Regions from separate parts of the Homo sapiens genome. Here region 1 is linked to region 2. The links are chromatin loops, found by intact Hi-C in ENCODE. Cell type or tissue: B cell. All regions are shown on one strand. Each heading gives the region's core, and the rest is flanking DNA. Links, peaks and the distances in the headings are about the cores only.

Region 1 (5,343 bases), core at 344-5,343, 140 kb after region 2:
GGGCCAGCTCTGTGCAGAGGGAAGGGGTTTCCAGACTTGCTGGATTTTACAACTAAGAAAAGAAAAACCCCTGGGCTGAATCCTCTGTGAAATACTTTCTCTGGCTTCTCAGAAGACATTTCCTCTTTTCAACTCTCAGTTGTTCCCCTGGGTTTGGCAGCTGGGTGTTCACTAGCTGCTTTACTGAATCTCTGATCTTGGTTTCCTGCTTACTTGAAAATGTTTTTACAACATCAATACAGGCCTCTTCACCATCTGGCCCCAATCTCTTGCCCTGGCCTTGGCTCCTTTTCCATCTCCCTTCATTCTGCTTCTTCCCCTAACCCCCATTTGACCTACTGACTTCTACAACCCCCCCACCTCAAGGCAACACTTTGACCACATAGAACCTTCTCTGCTAGGGGAACATGGCATGCTTCTTCTGGCCTCTGTGCTCTATTCTGTGGTTTTCCCTCTGCCTGGAATGCTCTTCCATCACTGCCTCCTCACTCTCACTTTGACTTTCATTCCGTTAGACCCAACCCAATGTTAGGGGCTGTATTAAGCCCTTTAGGAGTGCCTTGGTCATCATCCACTTTCTTTTGCTCCTGTAGCTCCACAGACATGCTTCTGTCATAGCAGGTAATACGTTATAGTACACGGCGTTTGTTCTATTCCATTCCCCCCTATTCACTTAGTCTTGATAATTCAGTTCTTGACTTGGAATGCAAATCAGTCGTTCTTTCTGGAAAGATCTCCCTGAGTACCTGCACTTCTCTCATCATAGCACTAAGCATATTAAAACAACATTGTATATGGCCTGTTTCATGAGACCATGTCTGTTTCACTTTGGTAATAAACTCAGTACCTAGCATAGTTCTAAGCACCTAACTGAATCAAGAAGTATTTGTTCAATTCAAGGATGAGTAAGTGCATTAAGATGTGTGTGCATTATCTTCTAGACAGTGGGCTTTTTGGCCTTTCAAACTTCTCTTTCTCATCTTCTTTCTTAGCTCACTGCTTGGCATGTAATAGGTGTTCAATAATGTTTGTTCAGTAAATCAATATCTGAAATGACTTATGTGATCATTGAGATTATCCTCTTGAGGCCTGACCCCAGGACCCTGGTTTGGGAATGTATCCCCAATGACTTCAGCCCTGACTTGAGGTTGCATTCTTCAAGGGAAGATGACAGAGATGACAGCATGGGGATTTGGGCTGACACTCAGTCAAGTCCAAGAGGATGAATTTCCCTTTATGTTGTAATAAACCTCATATTGTTGTCTAGAGAGTGACAGAAAGCAATGCTAAATTCATAAAATTGTAACTGTCTGTGCCAAGTATATGGAATTATAATAAGCATCACAGGTGAGTAGGAGCTTTGGAAAAACACTGGGAGCCATCCCTGGAAAGAGTTGCTCTCATTATAGATAGTGGTGGAGCAGGGCAGGCCCTCGGGCCTGTAGCTCTAATCAGAGCCCCTTCCTTCACTCACTTTCCTCCTCTCACGACCTTGGGCTCCTGCTTTCTACCTCCCATTGTGCAGCTTCTTTCTTTTTTTCTTCCATTGGAGACAGGGTCTCACTCTTTCACCTAGGATGGAGTGCAGCAGTGTGATCACAGCTCACTGCAGCCTTGACTTTGGAGCTCAAGTGATCCTCCCACCTCAGCCTCTTGAGTAGCTGGGACTACAAGTGTGTGCCACCATGGCCAGCTAATTTTTTATTTTTTGTAGGGACAGGGTCTCACCATGTCGCCCAGGCTTGTCTTGAACTCCTGGCTTAAGTGATCCTCCAGCCTCAGCCTCTCAAAGTACTGGGATTACAGGCATGAGCCACCATGCCTGGCCCAGCCTCTTCCCTGAGAACTAGCAGGTAGGTATCTTTCTTTTCCAGGGGTTTCCTGCCTCCTATCTTGTTGTGGGCATTTTCCTTCTTGTGGCCAGCTCTAGCTTCTTTATGAAGCTCCCTTCTTCCAAGAAACCAACTACAAATTAGAAGAAGGTGGGGTTTCTCTCATCTCCATGGCCATGTGCTCCTCTTAAGAGACTGACTCGCCCTCTCTGTATGGTATTCCACTGAGCAAAGACTTCTTTCTTTGCTCTTTCACTTACCAAAGTGCTGAGGAAATACTTGAGCCCGTAAGTCTCAATATATGGAGGACCAATAGAAGGAGTTCAGCAAAGCTGAGCTCTAATTGCATGCTTACTGTGAGCCTGTGACATGTTAAGAAGGTACAGGGAAATCAATTTGGGATCCATAAATATAAGGAAGAATGTTGTTCCAGCTAGAGCTGAGCCCTTGAAAAGTAAAACAGGGAGGCTCTTCAGAGAGCGCACTCCCCACCACTGGAAACATTCATGTGGAGACTGCCCATAGCAGGGTTGATATGGAGGGAACTGCTGCAATGGGTAGCAGGTTAGCTAGAGAGAGACTTGATGGCTTCTCCCAACTTTCAAGCTTCTGCGATCTTATTATAGGGTTCTAACCCTGTAATGCAGTTTATATTTCAACATACTGTACTTAATTAGTTGTTTTCGTAAACTTCTTCTGAAGTAAATCAGCTTCATACAGTGATAATTAGTTTATTGGTAGAAACAATGACAAACTCTGAAACATACATATTTTTGTGTATGTGGCAAGGACACAAGAAAGGCTGACTATTATTATTCCTACACTGTTTTTCGTAAATGCCATCTGTTGGTATCCCTGTGAGGATGTCACAGCAACTTAACCAGGTTAACAAATAACATGAAAATAAAGAAACAAATAATATGGAATATTCAAAAAATGCTGGAGCCAGATTAATCAGTCTTCAGACAATTGAGCATGAGTTTCTTATTAATTAACTTGCTTACAATTGGAGTGAACTCAGAAGTAGTCAAGATTACATGTAAGGAAGTAATCACAGGTTTTTGTAAATCACACTTAATTCTTTGGCAGTGCTGCCCCCATTGGGGCATATAGGCTGGGATATCTGGTAGTCCTGACTATACACGGCAATGTGCGGGGCACATTTAAGGGACTGTGACTTCTCTAATGGGTTAGCTGCAATATTCAAAACACCGCTAGAGTGGCTTAGCCACATAGGGTCTTATTTTGTTCCTAAAAGTCCAGATCTGGGTAGGATGGTCCAAAGATGGTAGGGTTATATGAAGCAGTCATCAAGGACCTAGCCTCCTTTTAACTTCAGACTTGCCAACTTTAGTCTGTGGCTTTTGCTCCTAAAATTGATGATGGCTTCTCCACCTTTCTGGACAGGAAGAAGAAAGTGACCTAGAGGAAGGGGTGGTGTCTACTGCAGGGAAGCAAAACATTCTGAGAAATCCTGACTGACATAAACGGGTGTCTTATTGGCCAGAACTAAGTCATATGCCCAGTTCTTGCAATAAGAGAGACTAGAAAATACAGTTATGTCAGCTGGGCTTGTGACTTCCCCAAACCAGACTCAGGTTTTGCTATCAAGGACAAGTGCAGATGGATGTTGGGTGGGCAGCCAGCCGTGTCTGCTGCATGAACTTGTTTATCTTAAGCTCCTGAAGAGGTGAACTCTGCTCTCTGCTTCTTCTTGTTTGGGACTTGGGGACCCCCAGCAGGACTCTGAGCAGTGGGAGATGCCTGTACCTGAAGGACCTTGTGGGGATCTTCTGCTGCCCTTTCTCCACCAATGTTTTACCCATTAAGATGCAATTTTGGAATGTCACCATTTTCAGGCTGTAAGCCATAATTGCTGCATTTGCAGCTTCGGTTTCCTCCGAGGGCTGCATGGGGACTACCAATCCATGCTTGAATACTCTCTGGTGCCCCAGAGAAAAGAGCCTGACACCCACAGTTGTGTTGTGACTTCTTCCCCATGCTTCCCCCAGACCTAAGCTAAGTGTCCTCTTCCTGAACACATTCCTCTTGCCGTCTGCTAATACTTCACAGATAGCACAGCACTCCTGTTTGAAGCAGACCAACACCTTGAGATTTGTTTAAGCCAAGAAGGAGGTCCTACCTTTAAACAAGAAAAGGTTTATGACTCTCTTGACATACTCCAGGGATTCCTGTCTGGCAGTGCTCAGGAAGAACAACTGAAAAAAACAGACCTCTAACATTTCAGAACTGTCAGAGACAAAAACTGACAGAGACAAAGAACACCCAATCCAGCCTTCTCATGTTGCAAAGGAAGACGTTGAGGCTAGAGACAAGGAGCGCCTCACTCCAGGTGCGGTTATGGCAGAACTCAAGGGGCAAAACTGGGTGGCAGGAGAATTGCAGAGAGGGGTAGAGGGCTCTCTCTCGCCTTCCGACTGGGACTGTATTACTTTCATTATTTCAGTGCCTGTGAGCATGAGAATGCGCCAATGCTATAGATAATTAAGGCAAAAGTTGTGGGAGGTGGAGTATGGTATCACAGCTACCAGTAATACCATACCAATTCCTGATCTGCCATGCTTGGGTTTGTGACACTTACCTGTTCCTTAGCATACTCACCTGCAAAATAAAAACAATGGCAACATACCTCATGTGCTTTTGGGAGGACTAAATGGAGTTGATACTTTAGAACAGCACCCAGTTGACAGTAATATAGACATGTTTGCTAATGATACGATTAGTTATGTCCTATTCTCAACAGATTCAGAGTCCTTGAAACTTGCATGAATGGCCAGGGCACATCTTGAAGAAGCATGACAAAGAACCTGTGGGGATATTAAGATTTAAGTCAGGATGATTGGTTCTTGTTACCAGCATCAAAGGATCTTCTCATATCACAAAATAATGAGATTATCCCCCAACATTGGTCAGCATGGCATAAAATACATGATCTGTGATAGGAGATGCTTTTCTGATCCGCTTTTATGAAAAGTAAATGTCCTTCCTGCCTGCATTTTCAACTTTAGTATGTGTGCCTGCCTTTTTCTTTTTAAAATGTGGTAAGCTTCACCCACCAGCCTTTAGTACCGGCTGTATAAGGAGCAACTAACACCAAGACATACATGCTTATGCCCCATCCACTTTATTTTAAAGCACTCTTCAATTTGTCAATACTTTAATTCTCTAAGCAGTGTTATAGTGGCTGACCACTTTTGAAATTATCTTTGTTTTGTTTGGTACTTGAAGGGCATGAAAAACTTCCCTCCACTTCCTTCCCCTCTCCCGGAGCTCATTTTCCCCTCTCTTTTCTCTGCCCTGCTTGCCCTCTGACCCTGCCGAGCTCTGCTGTTTCCACAGACTTCTGAATCTAATTAATGTCATAGTGACTATATAAGTGAATTATGTAGGCAGGAGGATGCGGGAAACTTTGGGGAAGGTGCATTCCTTAGGGAAAAACCTGGTTTTGTTAAAAAAAAAAAAAAAAAAAAAAAAAAAGGAAAGAAATGCA
Region 2 (5,380 bases), core at 219-5,218:
CCTGAACCTATAGAACATAAACTGCAGCTCGACAGGCCCCTCCTGGACAGACAATGTGTTCAAGAGGAGTTTTGGGATAGTGGGGATCCCTGGTAAATGTGGCCCCAACCAAATAGAGGTGGGTGACAAGACAGCCTGGAGAAACCCTGTGCGGGGGCAGCAGGGAGAGGCAAAGGCACCCACTTGCCCAGACATGCCTTCTTAACGCACCCTGCACCGCCTTCTGTGTTTTAGAGATAACAAAAGGCCAAAGGCAAAGATCTGAGCAGATGCCTCAAAGAAGATATATAGATGGCAAATGAGCAGATGAAAAGATAATCCACATCATATGTCATCAGAGAAATGCAAATTAAAACAACAATGAGACACACCTACCGGATACCACACACCTATCAGGATGGCCCAAATCCAGGGCACAGATAGCAGCAAATGCGGTGAGGACGTGGAGCAATAGGAACTCTCATTCATTGCTGTTAGGATGCAAAATATGCAAACTGTGAAAAACAGCTTGGTGGTTTCCTTCAAAACTAAACATCCCCTTACCACACAATCCAGCAATCATGCTCCTTGGTATTTGTGCAGATGAACCGAAAACTAATGTCTGCACAGATACCTGAGCACACATGTTTATAGCAGCCGTGTTTATCATTGCCAAAACTTGGAAGTAACCAAGATGTCCTTCAGCAGGTGAAGGGATAAATAAACTGATACATGCCGGCCGGGCATGGTGGCTCACGCCTGTAATCCCAGCCCTTTGGGAGGCCGAGGTGGGCAAATCACTTGAGGTCAGTTTGAGAGGCCAAGGCAGGCGAATCACTTGAGGTCAGGAGTTCAAGACCAGCCTGGCCAACACGGTGAAATCCCATCTCTACTGAAAATACAAAAATTAGCCAGGCGTGTTGATGGGCACCTGTAATCCCAGCTACTCAGGAGGCTGAGTCAGGAGAATAGCTTGAGCATGGAAGGTGGTGGTTGCAGTGAGCTGAGATCCCGCCACTGCACTCCAGCCTGGGCGACAGACTGGGACTGCATCAAAATAAATAAATAAATAAGGATATCTCCAGACAATGGAATATTATTCAGCACTAAAAACAACTGAGGTACCAAGCTATGAAGTGAAATGGAGGAAATGTAAATGCTTCCAATTATGTGGCATTATGGGAAGGACAAAACCATGATGACAGTAAAAAGATCAGTGGTTGCCTGGGATTGGAGGAAAGGACAGATGAACAGGAGGAGCATGGGAAATTTTAGGGCGGGCAAACTATTCTGTTAAAATGGTGGACGCATGTCATTACCTGCTCTCCACACCCATAGAATGTACAACACCAAGAATGAACCCTAATGCTAACACTGGGCTTTGGGTGATGATCATGTGCCCATGGGGGTTCATCAGTTGTCACAAATGGATAACCGATGGGGGATGTGAGTAGTTGGGGAGGCTGTGCATGTGCTTGGGCAGGGGGGACGTGGGAAACCTCTGTACTTTCCTCTCAAGTTTGCTGGAAACAAACACTTCTCTAAAAAAAAAACTGTTTTTTTTAAACTACCATCTTAAACAAAAAGAGGAGGCCCCAGGTAAAAGACCTCAACCCATAATTTTCCACTGAGAAGGGACTTTCTCACTGGTGGAAGGAGGACACACCGGGTCATTATTTGAGTAATCCAGGCAGGAGACCCTGCCTGGATTGAGTAATCCAGGCGTCTGCTTCACCCATGAGACCGCCTCAGGTGAAAATAGCTTTGCGGTTGTTTTTCTTCTTTTCACCCGATGGGTCTTTGGGGGTTTGTGGCATGCCCCACGGAACAATGAACTCTCAGTTCCCCTTTCTCATTCTCCCCAGGGAGCCGAGGTGCCCTGCCGGGAGAGGGGCCACCTGTACCAGGTGTGAGAGGAGTCGCACCTGGACCCAGGCCCTGCATCCTCGTCCTGCCTCTGCATCCAGCATCCCTGCAGGAAGCCCTGTCTGCAGAAGGGCTGAAAAGTAGCCTTGCTGTGAAAGTGCTTGTGTGTCCCTGAAGGGAGAAGCAAGTCACAGTCAGGGCACTGGTTCCTGTCATCCGGTGCAACACAAAGCAGGCCCCAGGACATGGGGTGCAGACGGGAGCACAGACAGGGTGGGTGCTACTGGGGTGCTCAGGCAGCTTGAGGAGGATGGAGATGGCAAACTTTCCTTCATCATTCCAGGGCCACATTTAGGGCCGGAGGACCAGCAGGTCCCCAAAGCCTACAATGCTTCTGGAGGCCAGTGGCGAGCAGTGTCCAGGGACCCCACAGCCACCACTGAGGCCCACCTGCTCATCCCTCAGCTGGGTGTCCACTGGCGGCCACACTTCAGGTCTCCGGGACGCGGAGTTTGGGCTTCTCTCCCGAGCGGAAGTTATCCAAGTGCCCTCGGCATCCCACGGATTTGCTTTGTCTCTGAGGGAAGAATTAAGGAGTGTTAGCATGATATCAGAAAACTGCTAATTATGGTGAAGAGCTAACACGGCAATCTGGGAACTTGTGGAGCTCTAGTTAGTGATGACAGAAGAGGAAAATATTTGACTGTTTTGTGCTGCACCCAGGTTCTCAGGAGGCGGCAAGAGACGAGAGTTGGCGCTGTGCCATGCTCGGAGCCCCTGGTCCTAGAGACGCTGCTTTCCCCGTGGGAGTTCGGAGCAGAGGCAGCAGCTGGGAAGCTCAGGATGGAGTGAGGAAGGAGAGCGACTTGGGGTGCTTGGGTTGCAGAGATCTAACGCCCCAAGAGAGACTAGCTGTGGCCTGTGCCCACCCCAAACTCACACACTGTTGTGCTCACACACGTGTACACACTCACACACATTTCAACACCCGCACGCCCAAGCTCACACACCACACTCACACGCCTTAGTCACACACACATACACACATTAACACACATACACACTCACATTTGCACATACACACACACACAGTTATGCACCACAGACACACACTCCCAAGTTCACACACCACTATCACACACATCTCTTCACACACACACACTCACCTACACACTCTCACACATGGAACACCGACACACTCTCCATTACGCACCTGCCCTCTCTCACACGCACGCACAAACACACACGTTTCAAGCCGAATTAGAGCTCTTTTTTTGGTCCCACAAAGAAAACGGTAACCTCAGCATCTTGGTCTCAACGAGAACTGGGTGCATGATCCCATCCAACCACAAGGGGGAAAATGAGGAAATGGGTCCTCCATGTCCTCAGACACTGGAGAACAGAAGTATACGCCAGCTCTAACGGGCACCACACATGAACAGGAGGGATTGAAACAGAAAAGGGGTTCCTCCTGATGCGTGGCATTGACAGAGCCCAGTTCTGCCTCATGCCAAGCACCATCTCGCCCCTTGATGATGGAAAATGGTTGCATGTCTTGTTTCCTGGCCCCCATCTCTGTCTTGGTACAGAGTAAAGACTTGAGCCTCCCTTCTAAAGACAGGAGTCCCGCTGAGCTGACCCACCAGCTGACAGATGAAGCCATGACATCTGCTGACCAAGTTCCCCAAGACCCCTTGAGACTCAATTTCTGAAGAGGGTCTGCTGGGAATATCCTGTCTCCATGCTCTGCCCCGCTGTTGGGACACCCTCAGCCTCTGTGGAGCCTCTTGGTCTGACAGCGGGGCTGGATGACTGGCCACCTCTTGACTGTGCCAGCACCTCTACTGCCATGTTCTGCCTGGGGGACTGGAGTTCCTTCTAGCCCTGGCAGAGGGGACTACCCCTAGGATCTGTCCCACCCCATAGCTGGAGTCCTCCCAGTCTACGGGGGTCAGCCCATATGACCAGCAGACTCCTAAAACATGAAGGCCTTTTATTTAGAGAGCTCAGTGAAGGATACGACCAGAGAAATGAGCATCAAGGCTGAGATGAGGGAGCCACACTGGGATACAGCCTAAATTAGTTTTGACCCCCCTGCAAATCCTGCCTTGTCCCTTCTCTCAGTTAACTGAAAACCCAATAGCAGTTAAGTTCAATTCAGAAGCTGAACACCAAGCCAGGCATTGTATAAACGCCTGGGACCAGCAGTGAGTAAAAGACTAAAAAACATGGCCTTTGCCCTGTGGGATTTGTCTATGGGGAAGATGGATATTAAGCAAGTGTGAAAGTATGAAAAACCTCTGTGTGTGTGGGTGGGTGTATTAGAGCTCTATAGAAGCACATACAAAATGGAGAAATTATCCTAGTCTAGTGGCTTAGGAAAGAGCCTCCTAGGAAAATGGCATTTAATATGAAACTCAAAGTACGTAACAGTGCTTGGCCAGAGAAACAAGGTGTGTGGCTTAAACATGGTCACAAGATTAAAGACACACATTAAAGGTCACACATTCTTTGCTCCTCCATTCTCTGAAAGAGTCAAATTCCTAGTCCTCATCCCCTGGATTCTGGGCTGGCCCTAGCCTTTGCCTGTAGAATGAGGTAAAAGTGACTTTCTGGGTTTTCTGAGGCTGAGTCATGAGAAGCCTTGAGCTTCTGCCCAGACCTTTCAGAAAACATGCCCGGGGAAACCAGAGGCTGCGTAAGGAGTACAGCTATCCGAGACCACCATGCTGTGAGGAAGCCCAAGTTAGCCTCGTGGAAAGGCAGCATGGAGAGAGGAATACCCAACTGGTCCCCTGCTGTTCCTGCCACCCCAGTAGAGCCCAGGCAAATGAGTAAGGAAGGCTTTGATAGTTCCAACCCCAGCCACCCTCTGACTATAACTGCGGGAGAAACCCTGAGTGGGAACCACCTATATAAGCCCAGTCAACCAACAGAATTGTGAGAAATAATAGTAAGTTATGCTTTAAACCACTGAGTTTTAGAATAATTTGTTCTACCGCTATAGACAACTGAACCAGCTCCTCAGGACCAGCTGCAGTACCTCACCCTCGGGCATAGGACAGACAGAGAGATTTTTTTTTTTTTTTGAGACGGAGTCTCGCTGTGTCACCCAAGGTGGAGTGCAGTGATGTGATCTTGGCTCATTGCAACCTCCACCTCCCAGGTTCAAGCAATTCCCCTGTCTCAGCCTCCCAAGTCACTGGGACTACTGGTGCATGCCACCATGCCCGGTTAATTTTTTTTTTTTTTTGTATTTTTAGTAGAGACAGGGTTTCGCCATTCCTAAAATGTGAAGGTGTTTCTTTTAGAGAGGTCAAGGAAGGATATGACCAGAGAAATGACCAGCAAGGCTGTGATGAGGGAGCCACCCTGGGATACAGCCTAAATTAGTTTTGATCCCCCTGCAAATCCTTCCTTGTTCCTTCCCTCAGTTAACTGAAAACCCAATAGCAATTCAGTTGAAGCTAGCCTCATGGAAAGGCAGCGTGGAGAGAGGGATACCCAACCAGTTCCCTGCTGTTCCTGCCACCCT

The links. A loop is a pair of places that touch in the nucleus more often than their neighbours do. Peaks named below come from ENCODE experiments on the same cell type or tissue, not always from the same donor. Only the 100,000 strongest peaks of a DNase experiment are listed, where the experiment ranks them.
Region 1: it touches region 2 in a loop (6-fold over the local background); 13 of 110 quality-filtered maps call a loop at or near these places.

The regions. Positions count from the first base shown.
Region 1 is chr2:100,108,896-100,114,238 of GRCh38, reverse strand. All of the region lies in intron 2 of AFF3 (ALF transcription elongation factor 3), which reads left to right. Among named protein-coding and RNA genes, the nearest start is that of AFF3, 31 kb to the left of the region's middle. In B cell, for the core only: no CTCF peak of the experiment used is centred there; a DNase peak (open chromatin) is centred at 3,438; H3K4me3 peaks cover 1,764 bases; H3K27ac peaks cover 4,394 bases.
Region 2 is chr2:100,244,154-100,249,533 of GRCh38, reverse strand. LINC01104 (long intergenic non-protein coding RNA 1104) reads right to left here. Exons shown (of 3, transcript NR_103730.1): 2 at 2,296-2,422; 3 at 1-470. Among named protein-coding and RNA genes, the nearest start is that of LINC01104, 39 kb to the right of the region's middle. RefSeq lists enhancers at 1-623, 1,495-1,604. In B cell, for the core only: CTCF peaks have their summits at 2,959 and 3,158; DNase peaks (open chromatin) are centred at 1,823, 3,193, 3,783 and 4,663; H3K4me3 peaks cover 1,124 bases; H3K27ac peaks cover 961 bases.